Linked DNA regions of Mus musculus: regions 1 and 2 are each linked to region 3. A link is a loop called in an ENCODE intact Hi-C map of the cell type or tissue named here. Cell type or tissue: heart. All regions are shown on one strand. Each heading gives the region's core, and the rest is flanking DNA. Links, peaks and the distances in the headings are about the cores only.

Region 1 (7,735 bases), core at 1,467-6,466, 160 kb after region 3:
CTCAGCAACCATGTGAATGGTTGTATAAGCGCTCATTTTTTTTCCTCCTCTAAAATTTGAGTTTTCCCCTACCTGGTTTGAAAAGTGAATTTTTATTGTGTGAATTAAACTTTGATTTGAAGCTTGCTATTAAAAACAAAAACAAAACAAAACAACAACAACAACAAAAGATCAAAGAGGAGAGTTTAAGAGCACTGACTGCTCTTCCAGAGGTCTTGAATTCAATTCCCAGCAACCACATAGTTGTAATGAGATCCGATGCCCTCTTCTGGTGTGTCTGAAGACAGCAACAATGTATAAAATAATATATAAAATAAATACACACATACATAAAATAAATATTTAATATATAATAAATAATGAAATAAATCTTAGAAAGAAAGAACAAAAGCTTTTCATATAAGAGAAAGTCCTTGTCTGTCTCTTTGCTCCACAGAACTTTGCATGTGTAGGAAGAATGTAGTCTTGGTTCTTTCTTCACATCTAAATTACCAGTAAGTACTGTGTGAGAAAACAAACTGCAACTGCAACGAGTGAACTTGTAATCTAGAAGGAGAAGTTCACTGGCTCTTTTCAAGGAGTCTAGAACTAAACCTAAGTTCCATTCTGAAAAGCTGCAGAACTAACCACAAGTTCAAGGCACAGCAATAACTTATCCTGACACTACCACTTGAATGAAATGATACCTTCAGGTGAGCTTCCATTTGAACATCCTAAATATTCCCTTCGCTCTCTTCAGCTTCTGCCCTTTTGTTGTTGCCATCTGTCACTGAGGTAGCTTGCTCTTATTCATTTGCATACAGTTAGCCAACCTCTAGTTGTACCTTTCTTGTGTTAAAGGCTACACACTACAGTGGGGATGATGGGACACTGTCTTTGCACTACTCTTAAATAATTTGGTGATTAACCCATGTGCATCTGTTTGCAAAATATTTTTTTAAGATTTATTTATTTTATGTATATGAGTACACTGTAGCTGTACAGATGGTTGTGAGCCATCATATGGTTGCTGAGAATTGAACTCAGGATCCCTGCTGGCTCCAACCCTGCTCGCTCTGGCCTCAAGATTTATTTTATTATTATATGTAAGTACACTGTAGCTGTCTTCAGACCAGAAGAGGGCATCAGACCTCATTCCGGATGGTTGTGAGCCACCATCTGGTTGCTGGCATTTGAACTCAGGACCTCTGGAAGAGCAGTCAGTACTCTTAACCGCTGAGCTATCTCTCCCTGTCAGCTGTACGATCTGTCCAAGCGCCTGTATTTCTGTCTTCCTTTCCCATCACACTTCTTTCTTATCTACTAATGATCAAGAACATGAGCGGGCATGCCACGAACAGAATTTCTCATACTTGTTTAAAATGATAAGCTACACTTATGTCATATGTTGCTCTATAATAGGATGTTTTTTATTTTGCTCTGCCTTTCTTCCTTGTGCGGGGAAAGGGTATACCTCAAGACAAAAGAGCAGGTCTATGAAATCATGACACAATATAGAAGTCCAAACAAAGTCAGGGCTAGCCATCTTTTAATGTGTGTATGTGTTTCCTCCTCTACTGTACCAAAATTAATATTTAGAGGGATGATCCACAATATATTTGAGAAGCAACACTTGAAAACTTACTAGTTAGGCTAAAGAGACAGCCTAGCAGTTAAAAATACTTGTTTCCCTTGTAGAAGACTAGGGACAGTTCCCAGAGCCCACATGGTGGCTACAACTGCCTGCAATTCTAGTTCCAGGGGTCCAATGCTCTCTCCTGGCCTCCATGGGTACCAGACACGCACATGGTGCATATATATACACACACAGACAAATACTTATTCACACAAAATAAGCACCAGACCCCACTCCTCCCTGAGGAACTATTAGCAGTTAACTAGTGAGAACGTGCCATCTCCCTCAGTGGTATACCCATTGATAAACTGTTCTTGCTCTGGTAGATAACTTTATGCACACAGGGAGGTTAGGGGGGAGGGAGGAAAGAGGGGCCTGTTGGGAAGAAGAGGTTGGACTGGTGGACTCGTGGGCAATGAGGGAGAAAACACTGAAGCTCATTATATAAACACTTGATAACTGTCAGACGATATATTGTTACTAATTAGCAGTGCTGAGGGCCTGCATCAATCCCCAGCATCATATAAAACCCAGGCTGTGGTATGTCCATAAAACTCCCAGTGCTGGGGTGGGGGAGGCAGGCTCATCTCTGGGGCTCTCTGACCAGTCAGCCCTTTGGGATCAGTAAGTCCCAGGTCCCAGTGAGAAACTCTGTCTCAGAAAACAAGGTACGTGGCCCTTGAGGAACATCATCAGGCTGACCTCTGGCTTCTACACACATACTGCACATGTGTGCATGTGAACGAATGAACTATCCGTGTCTGTACACACCAAATTCACTAGAACAAGATTGGCATAGCTACCTATATTATATTGTATGGGGAAGTATGAAGATATAAACAATGAGAACTGGTTTAGGAAAAGCACTCTATTTTCAAATATATAGAGAACTGCCTCAAATGGACCAAACATTCAACGATAGTATAGATACTCTTGTTATTATGTTTCACATACTATACTCTTTTAGTGCTTAAGAAAGTAAAAGTCCGGAGTAGGACACCTTCAATAGTTTAGATTAATATGAGAAACTTTGAGAAAGAATCAGGGCTTTATAGCTTGAGGGAACTAAGTAAGCTTAATCTCAACTCTGGTGCTTCTAAAGGAATTTTTTTTTTTTTTTTTGAGTAAGTGACAACTCTGATTCCACCTTAATAAAAGGAATGATATTATACACTGCAATATTACAGATGTGTATTTAACATTGTTAACATTCTTAAAAGGAAAGATGTTAACAAAATAGCGGTCATCCTACAGATAGTGTGCAACCTTCCTACCTTCGATGCCTTTTCACTACTAGGGTAGGATAATCCAATTCTTCCCATTGTAGTGGACTCCTATTCCATCAGCATCTTTTTCCAAAACTGATTTTTGAGGAAAGTGTTTTGCATTTATAAAGTACTACCAGACGCAGGACCCTAAGATAAGCCCAGCACTAGAGAGGCAGAGGCAGGCGGATCTCTCTGAGCTCCAGGCCAGCTTTGTCTACAGAACGAGTTCCAAGACAGCCAGCCCCCTGTCTCACAGTGGGGAAATGAGATCGCTTAGATTTTAAAAAATAAACTCTATCGTTTTTACTGTAAAATATAACTTTAAAGTGAAAAAAGAAAAACACCACACACAAAACCCACTTTCCACCTCGTAATTTACCCCACTCATGGATTGGGGAAAGAGTGTCACTGTGGCAAGGACCTGAAGGCTGTAAAGCTTTTCAGACCGCGGTCAGATACCCAGGCTCCTACGGAGCTCAGTATAAATCTTCATAAACAAGTGTGAAAACTTGTGTGGTCGGCGGGCAGGCTTCCCGGCAACCTACCCTAGCATCTTCTGCAAACCACAACCCTCCCCTTCGAGGGCTGGCGGAGCCTGACCTTGGGCAATTGGGAAGCCGGGGAAGCTTCAGCTCGGACGCCGCCAGGCTCAGAGACTTCCGGCGTCCCGTGCGAACGCCCGCTGCTGGACTTTCCTTCCGGTTCGCCCGGTGCGCGCCCAACCAGTGCGCGTTCCCGCCGGGGCTCTAAGAGCCGCACCACAGCGCCATCTATGCTCCGGAGGCCGTAGAGCAGGGGTCCGGGCCGAGCCCTGGCATTGGAACTGCAGGAGCCCTTGGCTTTGGAACCCAGATGAGCAGTCTGGTTTGATTTCTTGGGGCCTTTGACTTTCAGCCTCTCACATTCAAATAAGCTTTCGTTTCGTGGGTTTCATGTATATTTATATAAAGAGATATCCAGAATTGGAAATGGGACCTAATGGCACTTAATGGAAATGGAAAGATTCAGGCTAGAATCCAGCTGCCTCCAAGAGAAGGAAGTGCAGTATCGCCAAAAAGGAGTCTGGGGCTTTATAGGGTGCTTTTAGTTGAGCAGTGGTGTGGCAGAAGAGCTTTAAGAGAAAAGGGACTGGAATTAGAAGTTTTACATGTGGTGGTGAAGGGTTCGAGTCTTTAGAACCGGGACTGTGGTCAGTCTAGCCGTTCTGAGACAGGGATCATCTACCATCACTTGTGTAAAAAAAAAAAAAAAAAAACACATTCAAATTGATCAGAGATTACTAATCAGAGTTTCCCAAATTAGATCTCCAGGGGTTAAAGAGACTTCTCACGGGATCTCTGATAGCACTGACGATTTTGTTTTTCACATAGATATTAATAGTTCGCTTATATTTAATTTCAAAAATCATACATTATCAGTATTTTCTCAAACACGGGTTTTTTTTTTTTAAGTAATATAAGTCCTAGCCTTATTTTACGAGGACATCAAGCCAAAGTATATGATATAATTAATGGATTATCAGTTGACAAATGTGAACATTGTTTGTGGTAATTTTCAAAACCAATCCTACTCTCTCTTTTCTATGGCCTCCCATCCTGACTCCTGAGTTGTCCTGTGAAGGCTAAAGGTATATTTTAAGTTTAAATTATTGTGTGCTTTAGGCATAAAACAGAAATGTCTCTAAACTGTAAGCCCCTCTTGGCAAGAACAGATAGCTTCTTGGAATGCTGGGAGCTGTTGCTCCTGTAAGACAACAAGCCACTTGTTTTCACTTCTGTAAACAAGGCTGGTTGTCTCAGCTGCACAGGATGTGCACACATAGGTGGGAGGTGTAGGCAGGAAATATGTCAGGATGTATACTTGCCCCTGATTACATAAAAGTGGGATGTATATAGCCTTGTCAGTTTTGATTGTATACGCTTCTGACTAATGTAATTTGTTACTCTGGGATTCCTGGATATGGCCTTGGGCAGTGTCCCTTGTCCTGGCCAGTATTTAATAAAGCCTGCTTAGCTCAAAAATTGTGATAGTAGTCTTATTCTTGCCTTGTGGGATTAACAGTCCTTGTGATTTATTTCGGGTAGTATCATATATATATATATATATATGTTGTTTATATATGTCTATGCGTGAGTTTTCTATCTGATGCCTTTGGAGGCAGAAGAGGGCATGGAATTCCTGAACTAGAGTTAAAGACAATTGTGAACCTGCCCAGGGCCAGCCCTGGAAGATCTTCTTTCATGTTCTGGCTCTCCTTGAGCATTAGCAGTGATAAGATTTGGTCTTAGAAGGCACTTAGGGTTACTATATAATAATAATACGTTTTCCTATCTCAATTATAAGTCACTGTGCTTCAGTAGCTAACCTGCCTTCTGAGATCTTCTGAGGTGAGCAACTGTTTTGCACCTCATCCTAAAACAGGAGGAGATTAAGTAAAGTGGCCTTTGTTCTATCTCCAGCAGGAACTGCACAGCTTTAACTTTCATCCTGCTAGTTGAAGTCACAGGAAGAAAAAAGGGACACTTTGGAAAGTGATTTGAGCATTTATTTCTAAGTTGTAAAAAGTTTCCGATGAAAGCTTTCTGAGAAAAAGGGGGAAACAGGCTTGTAAAAAGGGGGGTAGGTGGGTAAGGGATCTAGGAAAAAGGCAGGATGTAAAAAAGTGGGACAAAGAGAATTGCTAAGAGAAGTGAGACAAGGAGAACTGCTCCCTTCTCTTTATCCTCAGCACTTATTTACATCTTTCAGAATACATGATCCCATGGTAAAAAGTTCAGCACAAGTTTACACAAAATTCAAACCATAAATCGAATAAGTTTACAACAGAGAATGTTTACATGCATATCCATTAGTAGTAATTATCTGGCTAAACATTCGTCACCTGCCACAGCTACACAGGTTCATGGAGAGTTAAAAACCATAACTTAAGTTATTAGTGAAGCTTTGTATAGATAAACTCAGTCAATATTTCATTTTCTGTTCTAGCACTTATAACAAATTGTCAATTCTCTTTATATGACCTTTGGTTAATGGTTTTACAGTCTTTTAAAAATAACTGAGAATTCCAACTTTTTTTTTTATTTTATTTTTTTTTTAAAGATTTATTTATTTATTATATGTAAGTACACTGTAGCTGTCTTCAGACACACCAGAAGAGGGCGTCAGATCTCGTTACGGATGGTTGTGAGCCACCATGTGGTTGCTGGGATTTGAACTCCAGACCTTTGGAAGAGCAGTCGGGTGCTCTTACCCACTGAGCCATCTCACCAGCCCGAGAATTCCAACTTTTAACACTATAAAAGCTTTCAGTAAAACAGATCAAGCAACAGTTTCTCATGGCTGGGGTTAAATAAGAAAGATCTAATCACAAATCTTTATGATGTGTGATCATTGAAAGAAATACAAAATATGAACTGTTTTTATCAAATACTATAAAACTTGTGTTTAGGACTCAGGACAAAGAAGTAAAATCTTTTATCTCCCCCAACCTTTTAAGACTTTTATGCAAATGTTTTGAGACTTCTTTATTTCCCATGTGCCAATTCTTTTCAGACTACACAGTTGAAAGAGATTATGAGGTTGGACCCCATTAGTTGGGGAAAGACTCACCTGGGTTCTGATAAAAAGCAAGTGCACCTCTCCTCTCAATGAAGAATAAAGTTTGCCTGGTCCAGGCACTTCAGTTGCAGTGGTGATTTCTGGAACCTGAAACATACTTCTAACATCATTGCAAAGACGGTTGACTGGGCAGTTTTATTGTAATGCGATGGCATTTGTTCTGAGAAGGTATTTCCTGAGACTCGAAAAAAGAACAGGAGCTTTTGGGAAGATTAGAATCTCCATTTACTTGCTTTAAACTCTATCATTTTAGGGCGTTAAACAAGAAACTGAGCCGCTGAGCCACACAATGTTTGATGAAGTATAACAGCATTCTGAAAAGTGTTCAATGATGCCTCTAAAAAAGAAACACCCACCCACCACCAGCCACAAACCCTCTGGAAAGTCTCAAGTTCAAACACATCACCTTCGCCCTTGATCTTCTGCACCCCATCTCCCCCACCTCTTCTCCTCTTCCTCCTTTCATTTGAAAACTTGGACGCTTCCCTTAAGTAACATGGATGTTGGACTAAGACAGACAGTGTTAAAGGCAAGGCTATTTATAGAGTAAATGTTTTTACTCACAGCCAAGCTGTGAAAGTGCGGAGTTAAATAAAATAACCTGGTGATAAGCAATGTGCTTTTCTTGTTAGTAACAGCAGTTGCTAAAAATTCACAGTGAAGAGATTACAATCGAGAGAGGTAATACCTCACAATCAAACAGAACCCCAGAGAGCTGTGCCCTCTGGAAGAGGCTCAGTTTGGTTTCATTTTAGACTGACAAATCTTTTACCACTACCCCTCAAGCAACAAGGACCGCTCTGTACCTCATCCATGGAGATTGAATTCTCCACAGTTTCTTCCAGAAGGAAGTAGAATATTGATAAACTCACAGATAAAAGTTACGTTACTATCACTACTCAAACATTTGATGAAAGGGACACAAAAATATTTGATAAAATTTAAGTTCATAAAGATGAAAAGGATAGCGCTGTGTGGTTCTGAGTGAGGGTTTTCTTTCAACGTTCTTGACAGTTTCCTTACTAGTGTACATTGGTTAGACAAACGAATAGTTCTCACTTTTATGTTTTGATACATATTGAATTTCTTCTCAGTCACCTATTTTAAGATATAAGCTGTGCTATAATTTCAGCCTCTATTTTGCTGTCTAAGTTACTTGTCTCGATTTTCTGTATTAACTGATTGTCTTGTCTCTTCCTTCCTTCCTTCCTTCCTTCCTTCCTTCCTTCCTTCC
Region 2 (7,735 bases), core at 1,467-6,466, 260 kb after region 3:
ATGTCTTACCATGCAGCCCAGGCTGGCCTCAAAGTTACAGCAATCATGCCACTGCTCAGCCTCCTCAGTGAGTGCCACCACTCCAGGCCCCAGATCTTTTTTTTTAATTTACTATGTAATTTTCATTGGACCCCTGCTAGGTCTCCAGGCTGTAGAGCTGTTTCACACTTAGCATAGTCAAGTGGCTGAGACCCAGTGGCAGACAGCTGTAAACAGCTGTTAAGGAACTGCTTGCAACTGTGCTAAAAAAGTAGGAGGTCTGTTAACTCTGATGCTCAGTATAAACTACATTTAAATTCAAGCGCTTTTACCCAAACCAGTTTCTAGCTGGCTATGCTGCTGTGACTTAGTTATCTAAATGTAAAAACTCCTCCCACTCACTGTTCCTCAACAGCACAGCCCTTTTCTGGGAAGAGAACAAATATCCAAGGACAGGACTCCTCCAGCTACTTCAGGAATTCAGAGCCCAAGCTTTTAAGACTAAATGGTACCAGGCGGTGGTGGCACGCCTTTGATCCCAGCACTTGGGAGGCAGAGGCAGGCAGATTTCTGAGTTCGAGGCCAGCCTGGTCTACAAAGTGAGTTCCAGGACAGCCAGGGCTATACAGAGAAACCCTGTCTCGAAAAACCAAAAAAGAAAAGAAAAAAAGAAAAAAAAAAAAAAAAAGACTAAATGGCACTATCACAAACCAAGTCATTATTAGAAGGATGAGAGTGTGTGTGTGTGTGTGTGTGTGTGTGAATGACACAGTTTAAAAACTCTAATGTAACCTTTAAAACAGAGCCTAGTAGGTTGGGGGGGTGTAGCTCAGTGGTAAATCACGTGCCTAGCTAACATCAACTCCTAGGGTTCAATTCCCAGCACAGTCAAAACAAGTAAAATGTGTAAAAACAGATAAAATCTTGAAAAAGTCACAATCAACCAGTCAACCAGCCCAGTGTACATTGTTAACAAACATTATACCCAAGCAAGCCATTCTTCAACTATTAAATCGGCTTCTTTTTTAATGAATAATTATCTTAAAGTGCCTTTAAGAACCCTGCTGGAATGTTTCTATTTAAATTCCTAAACAAATAACTTTCCGTTATACTGTATTCATCTTAGAAATAAAAAATACAAATCACATTCAAAATTACCTTTCTGTCTTCTAGAGACTGTAAGGTACTTGAACCAGGAATCGTGGTCACCCACAATAGTAAGTAGTCAATGAAAGTACAGTCAGTACTACCTCAGCAGAGTAAAACCATTCAAAATGTCCCATGGAGCCAGCCAGGTTTTACATTAGTAACTAGAGAAACTATTCTGAAACAATGGAAGAGGCTGTCCCTGAGGAGTCTTGTGATGGCACTGTAAGCAGACGTTAAGAAACTCTGTGATACAATTAAATGTTACAGCTACATAAAAATACATTTACACTAACTTTCAAATAACAGGACAATTAAAGATCTACAACAGGTTCTCTTGCACCATGTTCTACTACTTGGCACTTCTCCCAAAAGGGGAACTTGAAGCTATGTTTTCTCTTCACTTGCATAGCAGGAAAGAAGGATGACACAGAGGCCAGGGCCTTCAGTGTCAATTAGAAATTGCTATCCTTATAAGCAATTTCTAGTTTGGTATGTTCACTGTATTCTCCAGCCCAACTCTTACTGAGGTAAAAATTCAAAATTTAAACAAATTCATTTTTAGCTCACACATCTACAGCTAACTAATGTTCCACAAGGTGCCAAGAAAAGAAGTTACGTTTGAATACTGCCTTCAGTTAGGGAACTGGGAAAAGCCAACATCCATAAAGAGAAAAATCAAGCTGAAATGCTTTCTCTCGCTATATATAAAACAACTCAAAACAGATTAAAGACTTCAGCATAAACTATAAGACTACTACAAGAAAAAAGACTGGGTAAGGGCTTTTTGGACATAACCCTAAAAGCAAAAATAGGTAGCTGGTGTTACATCCAGCTGAAAGCCTCTGCAGACCTCTGCAGAAAGAAACAAGATAAAGAGAACCTTCTGAATGGAAGAAAAAGGGGTTTTACAAACTGTACTTCTAACAAGGGGTTTATATCCAGAATATAAGCAATCCAAACAAACAAAAAATTCAAAAAAAAAATCTAACTCATTAATTATCAAAAAACCTAATAGAATGTTCTCAGAAGAATGGATGAAGACACACACACACACACACACACACACACACATTTTAAAAGTCCTAAGCTCCACTAACCAATTAAACCCACAACGAGAAGGCTGGAAACGAGGCTAGCTGATTGGGAATGGTTACTTAGCTTCTGTAAGGTCCTGCCTGGGTTCACATGAAAAATAAATAAGTAAGAATAGCACCATGGAAGCACCTCACCCCAGTCCATGGCTATTACCAAAAAGATAAAATTAAAAACAAATACCCCATAATAGCCAAAAACCTCACTGCTGGGTCCTCATTCAAAGGAAATGAAATCAGTAAGTGGAAGAGACGCCGTCCACGTCGGATCAGTGAAGACTTCAAAACAAGCAAGGTAGGAAAGTAACCAAGTGCTCGTCAATGTGAGCACCATGCACCATGGAATTCTGTTCGTCAATCAAAGAGTGAAATACTGTCTGTCACCTACAAAAACACGGACTAAACTGGAAGACATGAAGTTTAGTTAAATGACCCAACACAGAAACACAAAACAAGTACGCTCAGCCATAAACAGAACCAAAACTGTGCAACCAGAGACTTCAGAAAGAGCAGACAAACAGAACTTAATAGTACAAAGCTACAATTAAGAATAGGATGCCCGCTGGGCGTGGTGGCGCACACCTTTGATCCCAGCACTCAGGAGGCAGAGACAGGAGGATTTCTGAGTTCGAGGCCAGCCTGGTCTACAGAGTGAGTTCCAGGACAGCCAGGGCTACACAGAGAAACCCTGTCTTGAAAAAAAAAAAAAAAAAAAAAAGAATAGGATGCCCTATTACACACTAGAGTAATAAGAATAGTATAATGTGGTGGCGCACACCTTTGAATCCAGCACTCAGGAGGCAGAGGCAGGCAGATTTCTGAGTTCGAGGCCAGCCTAGTCTACAAAGTGAGTTCCAGGACAGCCAGGGCTACACAGAGAAACCCTGTCTCGAAAAAAACAAAAAAAAAAAAAAAAAAAGAAAGAAGAAAGAAGAAAGAAAGAAAGAAAGAAAGAAAGAAAAAAAAAAAGAATAGTGTAATGTGTTTTTCAAAATAGCTAGCTAGAATCAGGGATATAGAATGACTTCACTATAAAGAAATTATTGACGGGGCTGGTGAGATGGCTCAGTGGGTAAGAGCACCCGACTGCTCTTCCAAAGGTCCAGAGTTCAAATCCCAGCAACCACATGGTGGCTCATAACCATCCGTAACAAGATCTGACTCCCTCTTCTGGTGTGTCTGAAGCAGCTACAGTGTACTTACATATAATAATAAATAAATCTTTAAAAAAAAAAAAAAAGAAATTATTGATGTATTGAGATGATAGAGATGTCAATTACCCCGATTCATTATATAAGCACAACAGTAACATAGTATCCAAAAGATATGTACCTTGAGAGAAGACAGGAAGGAAGGAAAACAATGGAGCCCACCCACGATGGTCTATGCTTAACTATAATTGCAGCACTTAGGCTGAGGCAGGAAGACCAAGGCAGCCTGTGTCACTCTGAGACTGAGTTTTGTTTTGCTTTGCTTTGTTTAAAAAGGGGAGGAGGGAAGAGAAAAATGGTAATTGGTTTAGTGTTACTGGGGTTTTTGGTGGTGGTGTTATTCAGAGACAGGTTCCCCAGGCTGGCCTAGAACTCAGCAATCTTTTTCTGCCTCAGATTCCAGAATGTAGGCACCTGGCTTAACCTTCAAACACAGAGCTGTAGGAATGGCTCTACAAGTAAAGATGCTTGTCACACAAACCTGACAATCTGAAACTGATCCTGGACCCCACTGTGGAAGAACAGTCCAATCTGGAAAGCAATACTCAGACCTCCACTGCATTTATATACACACGCAGAGACATATAATAATACTAAAGGTAGGTAGGGCTGGAGAGATGGGTTCAGTGCATAAGCACATGTTGGTTGAGGTAGGTTCCCAGCACCTTGCTGCCTGTAGCTCCAGGTCCTATGGAAAGCAAGGAGGACCTTATGATCACAGACAAGCACTAAGGAACCAGGAATGTCAAACCCACAGGGTTGTTCCATAAAGGAAGCAATTCATAACCCTCTTCTCTGACCTGAAGGCTTCCAGTGGAAGTGGGTAATAGCCTGGTGACCACGCCTCTTACTGAGAGTCTGTCAATTTATACCACCTATCTTTATGAAAGGTTTCCTAAGTACAAAGAGTTTAGATGCAGTTGTTTGTTTTTTTTGTTTTGTTTTGTTTTTTTTGGTTTTTCGAGATAGGATTTCTCTGTATAGCCCTGGCTGGCCTCGAACTCAGAAATCCGCCTGCCTCTGCCTCCTGAGTGCTGGGATTAAAGGCGTGCGCCACCACTGCCCGGCTTTAGATGCAGTCTTAAACTTCATTGTGCACATGGGATTGAATCAAGTACCACCAGGAAACCTTTTGCCAAACTTTGCTGTGCTTAAGTATGTCTAAAATAAACAACTAGAGGCCAGTCCTGAAGTTCAAACCAACACCCACTATTTAGAACTGCTGAACCATACAACCTCTTGCTTCCTCTGCTTGTTGTTCTGCTGGCCATGGTGGCTGAAGAGCCATCCAAGAGGTTCAAAGGATTGACACTCTTTCAGGCTTCTGAGGACGCTGTACACATGATGCAGATGTAAATGCAGGCAGATTACCACATACATAAAATAAAAAGAAACCTTTAAAAGTATTTTTAAAGCCGGGCAGTGGTGGCACACGCCTTTAATCCAGCACTCGGGAGGCAGAGGCAGGTAGATTTCTGAGTTCGAGGCCAGCCTGGTCTACAAAGTGAGCCAGGGCTACACAGAAACCCTGTCTCGAAAAAAACAAACCAAAAAAAAAAAAGTATTTTAAAATAATATATAAATAAAACTCGGGCTAGGAAGATAGTTCAGTCAGTAAAGGCCTGAGTTTGATTCATGGGATCCGCAAGGTAGAACAGTGCTGGCTGGTTTTGTGTGTCAACTTGACACAGCTGGAGTTATCAGAGAGAAAGGAAATGAAATGTCCTCCAAGAGAGCCAGCTGTGGGGCATTTTCTCAATTGGTGATCAAGAGGGGAGGGCCTAGCCCATTATGGGTGGTGCCATCCCTTGGCTGGTAGTCTTGGTTCTATAAGAAAGCAAACTGAGCAAGGCAGGGGAAGCAAGCCAGTAAGTAACATCCCTCCATGGCCTCTGCATCAGCTCCCGCTTCCTGCCCTGCTTGAGTTCCAGTCCTGACTTCCTTTGGTGATGAACAGCAATGTGGAAGTGTAAGCTGAATAAACCCTTTCCTCCCCAATTTGCTTCTTGGTCATGATGGACAAATTAGTACCAGCATGAGGTATTCCTATGACAACCTGACCATGTTTTGGGGGGGACTGTGGAAAGACTTTGGAACTTTGAGCCAGAAGAGCCATTGGGATGTTAAGAGCTCTGTGGGATGTTCTGTAGGAGCTTGGAAGATAATGTTGAGAACAGTGCTGAAGGTGGAGGCCTGTTTTATGAAATTTCAGAGTGATGCTTACAGACTCTTATCAGGGCTGTTGCTGTTTGGATTGTAAAGATTCTGTGGTTTTGGTTAGCTAAGAATGAAGAATCAGCTGTGATTAACAAAATACCAAAACTACTAAAATGAAACCTTTGTGTTACTCATTGATGTTGGTTAGCTGGAGCTAAGAAATTAGCAGTGATTATTAAGAAGAGACCAGCATCACTGAGATGAAATCTTCTGGCAAGTGTTTCCTGAAAGCACAGAGGCTGTGTTCCAGAGATAGCCAAGGTTGTACTCCTGCTGCAGCGGGACTTGGTAATGTGTAAGAGTCACCCAGGTGGTACAGATTTTGAAGGCATGAAGGGGTCCTGAAGAGCAGCTGAGGCTCAGCACTGTGAGAGGTCATGGAAGGCCATTGGGGAAGGTGCAGCCTCAGTTGCAATTGATGGCCCAAGACTGAAAAGGCCATACAAAAAGAGTTGAGGCTTGGCACCATGAAGAGAGCCTATAAGTGGCTGTTAGTGAGGCCTAGTTGCAGCAGAAGACCCCAATGTATTGGAGATGCCAGTACCATGGGATGATCACCAAGAACAGTAACGTCTGTGGAGTGGATCCACCCTAGCTTAGAGTGCTACAGACTGCAGAGGTAGAGAAGTGACCACAGCCCTCAGAAGATCCTGAGTGGATCCCAGACATTGGAGTTAGAATTTGATTTTGCTTTTGATTGTGACTGTACCCTGATATTTTTCCCTCCTGAAGGAAGAAAGTATTTTAGTGGAGCCCACAGTTAAGAGACTTTGAATTGTAAAATGACTTTGATTTTAAAAAGAGAATTGATATTTTAAAGGGATGGAAATTTTAATATGTAAAGATTTGTAAAGACTGTGGGACTTTTAAAGTTATTTAGATCTGGGGATGAATAAGAAAGTAAGAGTTGAAGCTTAATAGTGATGTGTTTGTGCCAAGTCGAGAGGTCAATTGTACTGGCTGGTTTTGTGTGTCAACTCAACACAAGCTGGAGTTATCACAGAGAAAGGAGCCTCCCTTAAGGAAATGCCTCCATGAGATCCAGCTGTAAGGCATTTTCTCAATTAGTGATCAAGCAGGAAGGGCCTAGGCCACTGTGGGTGGTACCATCCCTGGGCTGGTAGTCTTTTTTTTTCCCCTTTCTTGGTTTTTCCAGACAGGGTTTCTCTGTGTAGCCCTGGCTGTCCTGGAACTCACTCTGTAGACCAGGCTAGCCTCAAACTCAGAAATCCATCTGTCTCTGCCTCCCAAGTGCTGGGATTAAAGGTGTGTGCCACCACTGCCCAGCCTGGGCTGGTAGTCTTAGGTTCTGTAAGAAAGCAAGCTAAGCTGGACAGGGGAAGCAAGCCAGTAAGTAACATTCCTCCATGGCCTCTGCTTCCTCACCTGCTTGAGTTCCAGTCCTAACTTCCTTGGTGATGAACAGCAATGTGGAAGTGTAAGCTGAATAAACCCTTTCCTCCCCAACTTGCTTCTTGGTCATGATGTTTGTGCAGGAATAGAAACCCTGACTAAGACAAGAACTAACTCCTGCAAGCTTCCCTCTCACCTCTGCATGCTGTGGCACATGCACAGAGATACACACAGACACAAATAAGTGTAAATATAACAGAGCAATCTTTAAATAAGCACAAAATTGAGGACTTTAAAACTGAGCCTCAATGCTGACAGAATATTAGCTCAAGTCCAGTGACTGCCAAACGTTTATTTATCCTGGCTTTCTAGAAGCATGTGGACAGCCCAGGTCTACCGGAGAAAGACATAAAAAGGTCGAACTGTAATTCCAAGGTTAGAAAACAGGATTTAATTTCTAGCTCCCCCTACATCTAACATTACATCCCATGTTAACTAAGACAAAATTCTAAGGATATTTGAGTTGGAGCCCAACCCCCACTCTCTCTTCTGTCTTATGCTATTATCTGGAACTCACTATGTAGCCCAGGATGGCCTTAAACTCTGACCTGCCTTCCTCGGCCTCTCAAATACAGAATTAGAGCTCTGGAGATCACTTTTATAATTTATAATATTGGGGTAGGGAGCATAAATCAGTCTTTAGCGAACAAGCCTCGAACCCAAGAGACACTGGGT
Region 3 (7,658 bases), core at 2,659-7,658:
TTAAAACAGTAGTACCTTGTTCCTTCACTCACATCTTATGTTCCTCACCATTTCCTACTTTCTGCCAATCAGTATTTCACTCCAATGTTTGCTTCTTTTTATAAGACAGAACTTTCACTCCGGCATCCTATTGGAAGTGCTACGCCTTTTGTTGGTAATCTAGAATACATGTTCCTCCTTATAAGAGCTGACTTAGTTTTCACAAGTGTCTTAGTTTTGCCATTAAAATATCAAGATGGCAAAGTTATTATATTAAGATGCAAAAAAAAAAAAAGAGAGATTGTAAAAGATAAAGCAAAAGTTTGCCTTAAACAGAAAAAAGTCACTGTATTCTATTGGTGGGTAGGATGGTGATAAAATGTTCAGTAGCAAACTAAGGCATGAGTTCACATGTTGAGTTGCCACAGCCAAAGTACACAGTGAAGATGATCCTCGAAGCTGGGAAGGCACCAGCAGGACACCAGCCTATGGGCATCACTTCTCTCGGTCCTTGAAGTCAGGTCACAGTGAGCAACAGCGAGAAGAGCTGCAGATGGACACTGCTATCCAGGCTTCCCCCTCAGCTCAGCTTCTATGTCAGTGTGTATGTTCAGCCCTGCCACACAGCTGCCAGGCTCTCTTCTCAATTTTTTACCAAGTTCTACCAACTGTGTTGTTACGTGTGCAGTCTTCCATAATACACTATCAGGTGGGAGAATTTACCAGTGTTTGCTTAGGGATATATCTACATATCTTCAAGTCAGGGATATATGGTGGGCAAAACATAAACCATACCCCTTCTCCAATCAAACTGCTTCAAATATTAAAGGTGAAGGTAACTGCTAAAAAGTGGGATTTATTTCCCTCATGCCATTTCTTTCAATCAGTCAATTCCTAAACACTTTTGTCTGGAATAAAACATTAATCTTAAGCCAGCACAATGAAAGAAAAATTAACAGTTCTAAAACAATGTTCAAATTATACTGTACACATGACATGTTGATATTACAAACTGTAAATAAACTTTATGTTATCACTGCAACCCAATATAAAGTTCTATGTAAACATTTGCCTCACATTAAAAGAGTGTATCATACAGCAACGGTTAGAGCACGGGTCAAAGTCACAGCGGATGGGTTCAAATCCTCACTCTGATGTTTACAGCACTGTAAGACTGAGAGAAGTCTTTCTATTGTCAGGAATTCTCATATATATTAATGGAAATAATACTACACTCCCCACAGTTAGCTGAGATTAAACAAACTAAAGTGCTTAGAACAGTTCAGCACATAATAATTGCTTTAATATACTACCAAATTTATTTGTTATAATTATATTGCTATATTGTTATATTGTGGTTTCAGATGTCATTGTATGGTATGTGTCTTTCATATATAATGAAGGAATAACCTTTTCTTTAAACTACTCCTGGTACACTGAATCATCTCCAACATTAAAGAAAGTTACTTATTATCACTTAAGTTTAAGAAGATGGGGTGGGGGCTGGAGAGATGGCTCAGCAGTTAAGAGCACTGACTGCTCTTCCAAAGGTCCTGAGTTCAAATTCCAGCAACCACATGGCTGCTCACAACCATCCGTAATGAGATCTGACGCCCTCTTCTGAGGTGTCTGAAGACAGCTACAGTGTACTTACATATAATAAATAAATAAATCTTAAAAGAAATAAAAAGATCTAGGGGAAGAAAAATAAACAAATTGGATGTTAGGATACTTTACCTATTGGCACAAAGACCTTTCTTTTTTTGAAGTCTGGTTTAAACACAAAGCAGCCCTGTTTAAAAAAGAAGGGAGGGAAGGAGGAATAAAGCATAAAGTCAAATTAGGTACAGAGCAGGCAGATTTAATTACCCACATACTCTATCAACAAGCAAGTTCTTTAAAGGGGAACTGGAGTGGGAGATATAGCTCTTCCAAAGGTCATGAGTTCAAATCTCAGGCTCACAACCATCCATGAAATCTGATGCCCTCTTCTGGTGCGTCTGAAGACAGTTACAGTGTACGTATGTATAATAATAAATCTTTTTAAAAAAAAGAAAAGAAAGAATAGAAATACAGAAGTGGAATAGTCTTGAAAAATTCATCAATTTCATCCTCCTCAATCATAAGTTCTCACACTTTTTAGGACCCATTCTAAGTAAGAGATAGACCTTTTTTTTTTTAAAGTTCAAGTTTCATAAACATTAATGATGTGCATTAAAATGGATTAAGTTAAAAACACTCATTCCAAGAGGATTTTTTGCCTAATTAACTCTAAGTATCTACAACCAGGATGTTTCATCTGACACCTTTTCTCAATTAATAAGCTCCTTTCCATTTATCCATTACAGTTTGGCTCAAAACTCATCGCTCACATCTGTAATCCACTCAAGACAAGAGAACTGTTATGATTGAGGCTAGCCTGCTTTATACAGTTAGAAAACCTAGGCATGGTTTAGACACTTGCAATCTTAGTACCTGTGGAGACAGAAAATCCCTTACATGAGTTTGTGTCTAGCCTGGCTATACAACCAAACCAAATCAAAATAAACCAAGCCCTCGTCTTCTCAGGAGACCCTCCTGGACTCTCTTGCCAGAAATGCTTCTCCTGAGATCTCAGGACTCAAACATCTTTGCTTTATCTTCCTGGTAATTTGTGAGCACACTTACAGCACAGATGTATTTTATATATAACCACCTCCTCAATGTTTATAATGTACTAATAAATAAATATATTAGGTGACCAGTACACAGAATGAATAAATACTTGCTAAGTAATTTTCCTGGTAATTTTCCAACTACATTAAGTTTGCTATTATTATTTGTGACCACTGAAACTTAGCTCCTAATTTTTTAGCTGCAGTGTATTCTGCCAAAATGAAAGTTACATTTCATGGACAGTCTCTTAAGACCTCTATTTATATAGAAAATGAAAGATTGGGCTGGCGAGATGGCTCAATGGATAAGAGCACTGACTGCTCTTCCAAAGGTTCTGAGTTCAAATCACAGCAACCACATGGTAGCTCACAACCACCCGTAATGAGATCTGACGGCCTCTTCTGGTGTGTCTGAAGACAGCTACAGTGTACTTACATATAATAAATAAATAAATCTTTAAAAAAAAGAAAATGAAATATTACGAGAAGTAAAATATGACAAAAAAAAAAGATCATCTCAGACTACTGTTAAACAGCTTTGCAAAATATAAAGTAGCCACGTGGGTTACATGTTCCAAATTAAGCTGTACCTCATGGTCTTACATTTGCAACTAGTAAAGGTCTATGAATTACTTGTACGTATTTCTAACAAGTGCATGGTAGCATGACAAGCTTATTACTGCATTCTTTCCATATACACGTTACAGCCAGTTATAGAATGGATAGTAGTATAACAAATATTAGCACAAGGATATGAATATAAGCAACAAACATTAATGAACAGTAATGTGGCTAACCACCTTAACCATCAGCCAAAAAATATGACAAAAAAAACCCCCAACAATACTTGATATGTTTAAGGAGGAAAATAAATTAAAACGTTGGCAGTTCCATGAATTCTGGAAATTGTCCTTAAAGGTTCTTATTTATATAATATTTCTTTCATGATTATCAACACAGATATTTCTATTAGGGCAAAAAGAAAAGTGCTTTTCTGAAAAAACTATCATCTCCAAGTTTTATAGAAATGATGGCTTTTTGAAAAAAAAAAAAAATTCTCCTTCTCTGGAAGGGCTGGAGAAGCAGCTGTGGTAAAGCTTTTGTGTAGTGTGCACAAAGTCCACATTGTTACATTCACCACCAGAAAAGAGAACGCAATGAAGTCTTAAGCAACAAACAGGATTAGGAGTTAGGGCACTCAAAACATCTGGAACTTTGTAGCCAAGGAAAAATAAAAATAGGAATAAAGCTAAAAAAACCACAAAAGTCTTTAACTAGGAACTGGGTATGGTGGTGCACACCCTTAATCCTAGCACTTGGCAGGCTCAGGAAGGCAGGAGAGTTCAAGTTCAGCCTGATCTACATATAGAGTTGCAAACCGATAAAGGCACATCGAGAGAACATGCCTCCAAAAAATTAATTAAACCACAGTGTTTGTTCTCTTTGAAATGTAGTCTTTGGGGGTACTGCTTGTCATTGACCATTTTAATCAAAATTAAATGTCTGGTGCACCGTTACCTTTCATCACTAACACACTTCTCAAATGTCTTAACCCTCAGCCAGAACCGTACCATGTGTAAAGTGTCTCCATTTCTGTTGAACTGTGACAATTTCTTTAAGCGGCAGTTGCGTTTCTTGGACTAAAATGACTTGCCTTTATATCCTTGTCTTCCCTGCTCCATCTCCCCTCAGGAATGCCCAGTTAGAAAAAGTGTATATCTATCACCTAAACTTCACAAACTGAGGAGTCATTCGCTGCTTACCTCCAGCAACAACCTAGTGGGCTGTGCGCCAAAACCAGAGAGCATTTCAATGTCCTCCAGCGGGTTCACCCCGTAAAAACACTGAAGGGGTCTCACTCTGCCCCGTGGGCCAGAGTTCCCTTCACTGGCTCTGCTGTGTTGCTGCCTGCCTGCCTGCTTGCCTGCCTGCCTGATTCTGATGTTAACATCACCCCTAACAGACCTGTTATAAAAGAAGACAGCCCACTTCAGTGTTCCCCTGTAGCCCCAATTACGAAACCTTTCAGAAGTCTGTTATTTCAGCTTCCTTCAGGAGTGTCCTTCTGTTCTTAGAACAGGAGTCAAGTCTTACTTTACAAGGCATAGCAGCACAGACCAATAGACCTTTCTTTTCCATCTGCTGCCCTGTTTGATATTCTTGAAATATGGTTGCTAATGGTAAACTTAATTTTAAGTTATCTTAATTCCAGATGTAGCCACAGGCTCCTAGGGGGCAATACAAGCCTAGGATTTCTCCTCTTACAAACTACAATTTGACTAGCACTCCTTTGCCATCGAGTAGTCCACAACCCCTCAAAACACTCATCTGAATTACATTTTTATTCTGGTTTTTCCTAATGCTCCTCTCTCCACTCACGGGTTAAACTGCTCTTTTTACTTAATACGCTCTTTTATTTCTACATTCTAAGGCAAAGACCATCTTATTCTGCTCTCCCAAACTAATGCTTTATATTTTGCCAAGATTCTTATTTTTCAGACCTTAGCCAAACTGTCACTTTCTCCAAGAATTTCCTCGGTCTCCCAGAAACCTTGGTTCGTCCCTCCTCTCTTAGAACTTTTCTCCTTGCTAATGAGCCAATTCAAGATCAGCTGCTTATGAGTATTTCTGGGAACAGAAATCTATTTTTGCCTCCATCTGCATCTCGGTAACTTAAAGCACAGTGTGAATTTATGGAGGGGGAAGAGTGGGGGAAGCGGCAGGACGCAGCACATTCTGGGGGCAGCCGCTCTCCTAGCCTTGGCGCCATGGCCTAGTTGCCCAGAGCAAAGCTTGCCTCGAACCCGGACCTGGGCAAAGCCGCCCGAGTCCTGTTCTCCGCGGAGCCAGAGCTGATGCCCATCAAACCTCGTCGGACTTGCCAAACAGGCACCGCGAATCTGAGGCGAGCGCCACCCCCACGTACCTTAGACACGGAGGAGGTGGCCATAGTCCGCGGCCCCGTGTGCATGCGCACTCCACACTTCCGCGCGCCCTGGCGGAAGCAGAGGCGACTTCCGGCGCGGAGGCGGGGCGTGCGGGAAAGGGAGGCATGGCGTGTGGCTTTCGTAGGTCGATCGCCTGTCAGGTACAGTCCAGAGCGGCGAGCCAGCGGGAGCCAGGGCCGGAGGGTGCAGCCTAGGCCGACCCTGCCTCCTCCTTGCGCTGCGGAGTGGGAAGATCCTCGAGAGCCCTGAGTGCTCACTGTCTTCTCATTTCCCGTTCTTAATGCTTTAACCTGGGCGGACTGTCCAGAGGCCATGATTAGACCCTGTAGAAATTAATGTTCCTCCTTCGTTTATGCCCTTTATTTGCTCTCATGAATAACCTGGTAGGATATATCTCGAATAAGAAATTTTGTAGCTTACTAAACCTGTAGGCGATGCTCTCCCGAGGAAAAGCTCTAAATCCGGACTTGGAGACCATTGGATAAAATAGATGATTTAAAAGGCATGCTAAGGGCTGCGGAGATGGCTCCGCGGGTGAAGTGCCTGCTATACAAGCATCTGTGCCTGCGTTTGAATTTCCAGAACCTAGGTTGAAAAACCTGCATAGCTAAGGAAGTCTGAAACCACACTTCTGAGAGGTGGAAACAGAAACCGGTGGCTCCAGCCTCTGGTTCGGTGAGAGTCTGCCTCAAATAAGGTGGAGAAAGACACTTGACCTGTACTCCTCGCGTGTTTAGCGCAGCCTATCCTGCCTGGAGTTTGCTAGTGCTAGCACAGACTTAGGCCCGCTGTGGCTGGGTTGTTTTAGACAATTCTGAAAGATGGTGCATATACTTCTTAGGTAGTTCTGTGGGAATTAAGCTCCAGCCTACAGAGATGACTTTAATGTGTTATCTGTGTGTCTGTGTTTGTATGTTCCTTCATGAGGACAGGCCACAGGTTGCCTGTGTTTCCTCCAGTCACTGTCCACCTTTCCCCCCTCTCCCCTAAGGCAGATTTTCTCCCCGAACCTGGAGTTTACCCGTTTAGCTAGGTTGGTTAGCCAGGGAGCTGCAGGTGTAATGGCAATTCTGCTGTTAGCTGAGTTCATTGCATGGTACAAGCAAAAAACAACTGACTGTCTGGGAAAGACAAAATGCAAGAGAGAAAGAAGACAGAGGCAGAGTGAAACTGTTTTTATTAAGGCAGGCCTATCCTCCGGAATGAGGGACGGGAAATCCAGAGTTGGGGAGCCTGTGGCTGGATGAGGGTGGGGAAGGGTGCCGGTGTCTCAGGTTTTCTCCATTGGCTGTGCACGCCCCATTGGCTCACCAAAGAGATGATCGCAGGCTTTTATGCACAGCTTGCTCAATTAAGGAAGCGGCCATGCTTTAAAGACCCTTCTCTATCTTTACTCGTCCTTTCTAGCTGTTAACCACGACTCTCTGCTGACCTTTATCCCAAGAAGGCAAGGTCTGTCCTTAGACCTTGCAGGTGTTAATGCTCTTAAGCTCTTGGCAGGCTCTGTAAGCCATTAGTTAAGTTAGCCTCTGCTTTCTTTGTTCTTGTGTTTATGTGACCAGCTTTTAGTTTTACCATGGCAGGAAATTAACACCTGTCATAACCACTGTCCACACGGATCTCCGGCTCTCCACTCAGAGGGAAGAAAGGATAGCAGATGCTGCGGCCAACTTTGACTGACTGGACCAGCAACATGGGTTCACGTTTCCCCAATCTCCATAGTTCCAGTATGGATGCAGTTTCGTGGAGCAGCAGAACAAAGAGTGATATTAGTAAAGCAAAGCATTTAAAAAATAGATTGATGGCACCATCAGCGAGGCTGGTTACAGCAAGATGAGGGTAACTCTTCTGTAGACCCCGGCTGCTCTCTGACAACACTCTGACCCCTCTGCTTGGTGGAAAACTAGGGTTTTTTTGTTAGTACATCCCCAAAAGGTTATCTGTTTGTCAGGATGTTAACTCTTGCTTGTAGTAGCATGATATTAGGTCCAAAGGTGGGAGACACTAATGAAATTAATTAGGTCCCAGATCTGCACTATCCATAACTCTCCACAGTCGTCGAAGTTTTAGTCAGTCA

The links. Peaks named below come from ENCODE experiments on the same cell type or tissue, not always from the same donor. Only the 100,000 strongest peaks of a DNase experiment are listed, where the experiment ranks them.
Region 1: a loop joins it to region 3, with 4 times the contacts of the local background. A loop is called at or near these places in 2 of 42 quality-filtered maps.
Region 2: it touches region 3 in a loop (4-fold over the local background); 3 of 42 quality-filtered maps call a loop at or near these places.

The regions. Positions count from the first base shown.
Region 1 is chr4:34,774,796-34,782,530 of GRCm38, forward strand. Smim8 (small integral membrane protein 8) reads right to left here and starts at 3,571. Exons shown (of 3, transcript NM_001330757.1): 1 at 3,484-3,571. In heart, for the core only: a CTCF peak has its summit at 3,668; a DNase peak (open chromatin) is centred at 3,606; H3K4me3 peaks cover 1,251 bases; H3K27ac peaks cover 900 bases.
Region 2 is chr4:34,872,928-34,880,662 of GRCm38, forward strand. The region is part of intron 1 of Zfp292 (zinc finger protein 292); the gene reads right to left. Among named protein-coding and RNA genes, the nearest start is that of Zfp292, 6.2 kb to the right of the region's middle. In heart, for the core only: no CTCF peak of the experiment used is centred there; no DNase peak of the experiment used is centred there.
Region 3 is chr4:34,609,306-34,616,963 of GRCm38, forward strand. Orc3 (origin recognition complex, subunit 3) reads right to left here and starts at 5,637. Exons shown (of 20, transcript NM_015824.4): 1 at 5,560-5,637; 2 at 1,717-1,771. The coding sequence starts at 5,604. It overlaps Rars2 (arginyl-tRNA synthetase 2, mitochondrial), which reads left to right and starts at 5,652. Exons shown (of 20, transcript NM_181406.4): 1 at 5,652-5,721. The coding sequence starts at 5,686. In heart, for the core only: a CTCF peak has its summit at 5,618; a DNase peak (open chromatin) is centred at 5,626; H3K4me3 peaks cover 2,773 bases; H3K27ac peaks cover 2,481 bases.